2 separate regions of the Homo sapiens genome follow, and region 1 is linked to region 2. A link is a contact called in ENCODE Hi-C data. All regions are on one chromosome and are shown on one strand. The core of a region is the stretch at or near the end of the contact, and the rest is flanking DNA. Distances in the headings are between cores, read along the strand shown. Region 1 holds the start of CCN1 (cellular communication network factor 1). Region 2 has its middle 54 kb from the start of CCN1.

Region 1 (4,434 bases), core at 736-3,235, 54 kb before region 2:
GCCCTTCTGTAAGAGAAAGGAGAGAAGGAAAGTTAGGGGTGATATTTCTCTTTCTTCAAAAAGATGTTCACATCCCACCCACCTGCCAGGCAACAGTCTACACGTCCCTGAAGGAACTTACTTTCAGGCTGCTGTACACTGGCTGTCCACAAGGCCGCACCTCACAAATCCGGGTTTCTTTCACAAGGCGGCACTCAGGGTTGTCATTGGTAACTCGTGTGGAGATACCAGTTCCACAGGTCTTTGAGCACTGGGACCATGAAGTTGTTTGAACAATACATTTCTGGCCTTGTAAAGGGTTGTATAGGATGCGAGGCTCCATTCCAAAAACTAGAGACATATAAGAGGGAAGACTTCTCAGAGGCATACCGACACAAACAGGCTCAAGCACTCATTTCTACAAAGATTTAGACCAGAAATGCATCTCAGTACAGTGTCTGAAGTGCTCAGTCTCCACTTACCAGGGAGCCGCTTCAGTGAGCTGCCTTTTCCAACTGCAATCAATTCATTGTTTCTCGTCAACTCCACCTCGGAGGCATCGAATCCCAGCTCCTTGCCAAGGAGGCCGTCCTGGTCCTCCATGGGGTCCTTGATACTATCCTCGTCACAGACCCACTCCTCGCAGCACTGCCCGGTAACTTTGACCAGCCGAGGGTTGGGACAGCCCAAGTTGGGGAGAGATAGTTCTTGGGGACACAGAGGAATGCAGCCCACGGCGCCATCAATACATGTGCACTGATGTTTACAGTTGGGCTGGAAACTTTCCCCGTTTTGGTAGATTCTGGAGTTATATTCACAGGGTCTGCCCTCTGACTGAGCTGCAAAGATCACCAAAAGAGAAAGGTAGAAGGGGATAAAGTTAAGATTCCAAACCACCGCCTGAAACTCATACATATTTTCTGCTGTTAAATTCAATTTATGGTAAAGTTCCCTACAATTCCCCGGAGACTCCAGACCAGAACAATAAGTTAGTCAGGAATCACTTTTCCGTATGCGCTTTCGTTGGGCCCAGACACACTGAATTGCATTCCAGACTGCTGAAATCATGTGCCTTTCTGCCAAGCTACCAACAACAAAGCATCACCATACATGGTCTCAGAATTACTAAACTTCTGGACTATGGGGACTAGTATTTTTTTTAAAGGGGCCAAACCACAAGCATCTTACCTCTGCAGATCCCCTTCAGAGCGGTGGAGCTGGCGCCGAAGTTGCATTCCAGCCCCTTGGTGTGGTCGCAGGGCTGCGTTTTGCTGCAGTCCTCGTTGAGCTGCTTGGCGCAGACCTTACAGCAGCCGCAGCCGTCCCGGACCAGCCCGACTCCCGGCGCGCACTTGGGCGCCTCCAGGGGGCAGTGGCAGGCAGCGGGGCAGGTGGAGAGCGCCTGGAAGGGGGAGAAGATACGCGTGAGACTCGGCGCGGTGCGCAGGAGGGGCGCCGCGGCTGCCGCAGTGAGGGACGGGGGTCTCCGACCCTATCGACGGGGAGCCTCTGATCTCGTCCAGCCCGGCCACCTCGGAAGGCTGCTCCCACCAAGAGGTCCCGACACGTCTTCGGGGGGAGGGGGAGAGTGCTTAAAGAAACGGCTACCCGCAAACGATCGCGAACTTTTTAACTTTTCCTGCCGTGGGCAATCTGGGACCAGGGGAAGGGGCTGGAGAGCGGACGGGGAATAGGTGGCAAAAGGAGAGTCCAACTCACCAGCCTGGTCAAGTGGAGAAGGGTGACGACTAAGGCGAGCGCCCTGGCGATGCGGGAGCTCATTGTGGCGCGCAGGAGTAGCCCGGGGCGAGCGCGGCGACGAAGACGCCAACAAGCTGGTGTGCAGCGGACAGGCCGTGCGCAGCGGGGTCGGGGTGGCGGCGCGGTGGGCCCGGTGGGCAGGGAGGCGAGGGCTGGGCGGCGGGCGGGCGTCTTTCGCTCGAGGTCCCGGCGGAGAAGGCGCGGAGGGCGCGGGCGCTGCTCGGGGGCGCTCTCGCTCGCGGTCTGCCCAGGCGCCCCGGAGCCCGCCTTTTATACGGGCCGGCGGAGGCGCCGCGTGTTGCAGTGACGTCGGCTCTGTCTGCGCGTTCCAGAATTCTCAAACATCTCAGGAATGCTGGTTGGCGCGGGCTGCTGCCAAGCGCCTCCCCTGGCTCCATTGCACCTTTGTGTGTGTGTGTGTGTGTGTGTGTGTGTGTGTGTGTGTGTGTGTGTGTGTGTGTCTGTGTGTGTGTCTGTCTCCCAGACCCGTCAAGAAAACAGTTCGGGGGGTGTGTGTGTGTGTGTGTGTGTGTGTGTGTGTGTCCCAGACCCGTCAAGAAAACAGTTCGTTTTTTCCACCTTAAATTACGACTTATGTTGGGAAGGGTTCTTTGGGGCGTGATGGTGGTGATGGTAGTTGGAGGGTCGTGAGGGGCGAGGGGGGCCAGTTCAGAACTTTGCCTGGACTGGGTGGGTGGGAGGACCTGAGAGGGAGGAACAAAAGTCGTTTTGTTTGGTGATGCGAGTTGACCGGGCAGCCACTGAAGCCCTCACCCGGGAAGGCAGTGAGCTGTTTGCTTTTTTACAGCGAAGGTGAGAGGCAAGTTATCTGTTGAAAGAGTAGAACGGGGAAGAGGAGTGTGTCTCTGAGTCAGGAATATTTGTGGACTTCAAAGAGGCGTGTTCGGAACAAGTCCCAAAGCTTTGGCATGATGTTTATTAGCAAAGTTCAGTGAATTGCAAATTAATACCCACAGTGGCATTTATGAATGAAAAGGCGGGGGGGGGGTGGGGCGGGGGGAAACTTGCCCATCGTCTGGCAAATTCCCAGGCAGAGGTCTCCCCCACTCCTCCAGCCCTTCCCTCTTTTGGGTATGTTGTACTTGTTTGTTTTTGGAGGTTCCCACTTTAGTTCCAGCCCACTGCCTGGGTTGGAAGTCCGAGAGGAAACGAACGCGGGGAGTTCTCCGGGAGGCTGACTTATACTTCCTCACGGATGCAGGAGACGGGGTAAGCCCTTCCCGCCTCCCTCCGCGGGCAGGAGGCTATGCTAACCAAGCAGCCAGCCAGAAGTGCAGGAGACCACCGTGGAGTGGCCTGAAATCATCACCTGCAAAGACCGCAAGGCCAAACCAGATTCCAGGACCATTGTGCCCTATGAATCTCTGGGAAAAGCAGACTCCTTCAAGCTGGACATTTTGTGGGGTTTTTAACTCCTTTCCTAGGGACCACTGGAAGCCTCCCATTTTAAATGAATTGCAATGCCCTTCTCTCCAAGTACAGAAAAGAGATTTAGGATGTAATATTTTGCAGTAAAAATGTCAGCAGATTTTAAGATCCCGTTCTACTTGCAACACACTCAGTAGAAGACCCCACCACAAGACAATTTACTTGAACATCACCAATACCATTAGTGTGATTGATAAACTTTCCCTGCAAGTTTCAAAAACTTTTTGCATAATTTTAATAAAAATTATCATGTAAGACTCATATGCTCTAGGATAACTACTTATCCTTTTTAATGTTTAAGGCTATTCAGACTTCATAATTTAGCAGTCTTGCTTGAAAAGGCCCTTAGTGCTAATGCTGACTTTCCTGATAAGCACAATGAGAATCTGTCAGGATGAAAACACACTCCAGTGAAGAGAATTCTTGCAGGAAGGAGTTCAGTTTCATTCATTCCAAAGTGCCCTTTCATAAATGGAAGCAGCATTTGCTAGAGGGAGTGGGATCTCTAAAGCTCTGTTAGAGGGTTAGGGGTGGGAGACTTTTCAAGACAATGGATTGTCAGGTGTTATGCAAATACAGTGAGGAAAGTGTGGGCCCAACACGTACACAGGTTAATACATCAATTATTATTTACAAAACACTGTTTTTCCTGCCTTATCATTTCATTATTGTTTCCTTCTTAATGAAGTGACGGGGGGCGGGAGGGGGGAGGAGGGGTGCAGGGACAGTACTGGTTGAACTAGAGAGAGAATGGAGAGGAGGGTTCCTGGCTTCTGTTGTGGCGTCTTTTCTATTTGACTTCATGGTTGTAAGTATTTCCAGATGGTGAATCAGACACCAGACGTAACAATATTTCCATATTTGGGTATAGCAGTAGCCTGCGTTTTTAACATTTTTCTGCCTCTGTTATCCAACCACAAAGCATTCTTGACAGCTTCAAATGTTGTTAAATATAGATTTAACTTCTCTTCCCAGAGCAGGAAATTCTTTGGAATTCCTTGTTTTTCACGCAATCTGTCCATCATGATTTAAAATAAAAGCACAGTGGATCATCCAACTGGCCGTATATACCTTAATTGGAGGTTGGGGATGGGGGACGGCAGAGATCCAGTCTGCCGCACTGCGTTCAAACACACGCCATTCCAGAGATTCCTTTAAAATCACATTAAAGTTTTTTTAACAAGGGTGTGTGGGTTTGTTTCTGGACTTCAACTGGGGAATCTTGAGGATGAGTTTGCCCCAGAA
Region 2 (4,335 bases), core at 428-2,927:
CTTGTGATCCGCCCATCTCAGCCTCCAAAAGTGCTGAGATTACAGGCATGAGCCTCATTATCTTTTCTTTAAAAAAAATTGGATGGGGTATAGGAAGCTTAAAGGAAGGAAGTAGCTTAATTTTTAAGTTTGAAAAGTTGCAAAAAATGTTCTTTAAAAAGCAAAGAAGGGATTGCATGTCTGTCTTCCTCTTTAAAAAGTTAATATTCTTCAGAATATGATAATATAACAACAGTTATCATAACTAATGTAAGTAAAATATAGAGTCCTTTTATTAGCAACCTTTTATTTCCTTGAATCATTTAAAATCATACCCATATTATTGCCCTATAATATTTTATTTACTTTAATACAATTATGAAATTTTGCAAAGGGCTTGGTAAAGCAGTATTTTCCAAACTCCGGGTCATGACCCATTGGTGAGTCTGGAAATTAATATAAATTTTATACAAATGAGGTAATAGAATGGAATAGAAATACCAGAATGCATCACACTTGGTAAGGGTAGATTTTGTTTTGTGAAATTTTTTTTTATATACATTTACACACATATACATGCATATACACATATATATTCACACATATTTATATGTGTATACAAATAACATATAAACATATACATGTGAGTGTACTAACTCACTGTGGAATGCAGACAAAAAATTTAAGAAATCCTAAAATGAAGAGTTCAAAATAAAGGTAAAATGTAAATAACCATATTACACAATAAATATGATTTTAAACACTAAATAACATTTGTTAAAACAATGCCTTCAGCTTTAACAAATTTACAAATTTGTTTAATAAAGAAAAGAGGCATGGAGGCAAAATGTACTCCCATATGTGTATACGTACATGCATACAGACATCTACCCATAAATAGAATTTTTAAAAACTTCAAATATATTTAAAACCTTTAAAATGTAATTCAAAATAGAACTTCTGATTCCATGAATAGCATTTGTTAATAATATAAAGTAAAAGATGCAATTATGCTGATATTTTCACAGTGTTCATTCATTCATCTACTCTAAGCTAAAGACCAATATGAAAAAAAAATTGCAGGGAGTTGCTTTTTTATTTTAAAGTTTATAACCTACTTATATAGTACCTACCCTCTCATTAGCCTGGGATGAGAGTAGACAGTCTGTGTGATGCACAGAATCCAGAAGGAAATTCTGAAACTGCATCTAATAGTTGCAAAGAGACAATCCTATCCTTCATTTTAATGATTTCTTCCTCCATCTCTCTCTGGTCTGAACCAGTCTTGCCTAACATTATAGTACTGCTTTTCCCATTCTTCATCATGAACCATAAAGGCTTCTTGCAAACTCTCAAGGCTAAACACATTCCAGACATTCCTTTACACAACGTTCCTGAAAAGGTTGGTTTCTTAGGATCCTGCAGCAACACTGCCTGCATGGTTCACAGAGACCAGACCGCTGCACAAGCCTTTCGCTGGCAGACAGCCAATGGTGCTGCCTCTCCTCTCCTCTGAAAGACTTGCTTTACTCACCCAGAGTCCATCAAACTCGCTTTTCAAGGGGTAGATGAGGACAGCAGGATCCTCAGTAAAGAAGAATCACCTAGTGAGGCAGAGTTTCCAGCAGCACAGTGAAGCTACACATAGGTTGTATATCTTGGTATGATGTGTATTTGCTTTGGAAAGAGACATTTAAACAAAGTTCTCCTTAGCAAAGTCTTGCCTCCACTGCCACCAATCCAGGAGTCTCAAAATTACTTTTAATGAATTCAAGAAATAGAAGTTCTACCCTGGAACACTTATTAGCTGCCTTTCTTATATAAGTAATTACAGGACACACCATTTTCTTCCTTTTTCCTATTAACATTTCCGATTCTGCCTCTCTTTTCTCCCTCCCTCCTTCTCTTCTCACTTTGTGTCACATACACTTCATTTGAAATTCTCTAATTCTCTTTTTAGACCAGGGAAAATCGATATCAAACATTCCAGGGCCAGAGGTTTTCAAGAAAGACAAGACAAAAACCACAGAACTTCTTTCACATATGACTGAATCCCTTCACACTCTTTCTGGCCTATGGGATACTCGTTGCTGAGAGGTTTAATTTGCCTAGAATTCTCTTTACCCCCTTCTTCCCAACTCAGCCCCTTCTCTTGGTATCCACATTCCTTGATAAATACAGCCAAACCCAGCATCTTTCTCAGAATCACAAAACCCTAGTGCAAGGTCTCACAATTCTCACTCCATGAAATATGAGTTCCTGGTCAAGTGTTAAAGGCTGTGATCACACACCTAGATCCGGGCGCTCTGACCAGTGGAGTTTGTCATAAGGCCCTATTCTTTCTCAGTGATCCATGAGACACTGAACAAATTAGAGGTGCTCTATATTCAGCATGTGACTGACTGCCAAAGAAATGAAACTCAGAACCCAGGGGTACATCACAGAATGAGGAGATGATTCAGAAGCTGAGGGATCATTGTCACTGCAAACATATAGTATTAGAGAGAGAAGGAAAGCTATTAGCTTCAGGAATAAGCCTTTTTCTCTCCTCGTCTCTCTTTCCATGAGCTGGGGCTCACTGAAAGTGTTGCTGAAATGAGGGAAAGATGGGCAGCACTTTTTCCTGTAGCACATACAGGACACTTACATTTCCATGTCCTTTGTCACCATATCTGTTAGTAATTTTTCTGGATCCATTTAACCAGACAGCCTTCTGACTTCAAAATCTGTGGCAGAATTTTCACATGGCCATTCTGAAACAGAGGAGCTCACCTAAACAAATCCTGTAAGACACAGTTACCTAAAAATAACCCTAGCAAATTATTGGGAGTAGGAAATGAAGCAGAGATAGCAAGTTCCCACTGACTTTTTAAAGAATCACTATGAAGTGTTTACAAGGATACCGCAGAGGACTAAAATTAGTTTATTCTGCACAGCATTATCCACTGCTGACTCAAGATGGTGATACAAGCAGTGTTAACCTGTGAGCTCACCCGGAAGCTCATTCTCTAAAATTACTCTCTTGCAGGGATAGACCCCTAGTTCACATTGGTGAATGGAAGATGGGGTATAAATAGCAACTTGTTACGCCATCACTCAGAAGCTATGTGTCCTGCTAGTCTCCAGTTTTGTTTCTTGCAGATGTAAGAGCCTCCTGATCAGTCTATTGTCTCTCAGTGTTCAAGGGTATGGAGTGTGTGTGTGTGTGTGTGTGAATATCATTCTTTCAGTTGTACAATACAATAATTAGAAAACTTAGAAGTTAAGTGATGTGGTAAAAATCATACAGCAATTCCCTGACACTTAAAACTGAGTTTTTGTTCCCATAATCTTCAAAGACTTAAATGTACTGAACCTTTGCTGTTTCTCCTATGAGCCAGAGGACATGTCCTATCAACTGAGTTAAGTGTCAACAGTCAGCTAGCTAGAAACATGTTCAGATATGTGTAGGGAGAGAAGAATATGTAGATACATATGCTGTACGAGTGGATTCTTATGAAAGAAAGGTTTTCTTTATATTTAAGGGCAAGTTTATTAGAATTAAGCTGCATCCACACTCTACTCCAAGTTATTATTTTGGTTGCTTCACTCAAATAGTCAATTCGATAAAGAAAAAAAAGTCAGCATCTCCAGCATTTCTACATCAGCCCATAGCCTGTGATGTTCTCTCTTGGTGGCCGATTTTGCATTTGTTTTCATACCTACTATATTTTCTATATTTCATACCTACTATATTTTCTATAGCATTCATTTCAAGACACAAACAGATATTCTTTAATGTGTGCCAGTCAGTCATTTTGATTCTAAATAATTCTGTTTCTCCGTAGGTGCCCATTCTTTGCCGCTGACAACTTCCCCCCATCTGCTTAATCCATTTTCTGGCTTATTAAGTACTGGGATGATTTCTTCAGTGACAGAAGAAACTATGCATCACTGATTTCCTATTTTTGAAGCCCTGGCATTTTTCTTGTTGGGACACTGCGTGCTTCATTTCTAATTAGGCTTTTCTTCTTACTCATATTTGGCTTTGCTTTATCAATACATTACGCAACCAGTAACTGGAAACAGGATCCCAGAGAGTGCCACAAGCAAGCTTCCCAGTGACCTAGGGGAAAGAAGGAGTATTAAAGGGTGAGATGGAATTGGAGTTGCAGGCAAGATGATTATCAGGCTTGATGATGTAATGGGAAGTTGTTAATTTTAAAGCAACAGCTGGATTCTTTCTCAGGTTGATAGTAGTTCTGTTTTGTAGCCAGATGAGTCTTCAGTAGAAACAATCCCATTTTATCAGATACAGTATTTCCTTTAAGATAGGCTTATACCAAACATCTTTAGAGAAAGCCATTGGGCCTATTC

The links. Hi-C counts contacts between places; a loop is a spot of excess contacts on that map. Pooled maps may share reads with other maps.
Region 1: a loop to region 2 is called in a map of ascending aorta, with 3 times the contacts of the local background. The contact joins the promoter of CCN1 here to the enhancer-like site in region 2. A Hi-C loop is called at or near these places in 2 of 168 maps with a recorded cell type or tissue (ascending aorta and posterior vena cava) and 8 of 50 pooled maps.

What each region holds. Positions count from the first base shown.
Region 1 is chr1:85,578,312-85,582,745 of GRCh38, reverse strand. CCN1 (cellular communication network factor 1) reads right to left here and starts at 1,985. Exons shown (of 5, transcript NM_001554.5): 1 at 1,699-1,985; 2 at 1,168-1,381; 3 at 462-818; 4 at 122-330; 5 at 1-6. The coding sequence starts at 1,761. RefSeq lists enhancers at 327-848, 2,115-2,164, 1,895-2,417 and silencers at 1,265-1,314, 1,325-1,374, 1,385-1,444, 1,875-2,004.
Region 2 is chr1:85,524,426-85,528,760 of GRCh38, reverse strand. It overlaps a transcript of DDAH1 not described here. Among named protein-coding and RNA genes, the nearest start is that of CCN1, 54 kb to the left of the region's middle. Within about 2 kb of position 1,677, at least 6 of the 41 ENCODE cell types and tissues checked have a DNase peak (open chromatin) inside an H3K27ac peak, as active enhancers do; they include ascending aorta, where a contact is called at or near this core.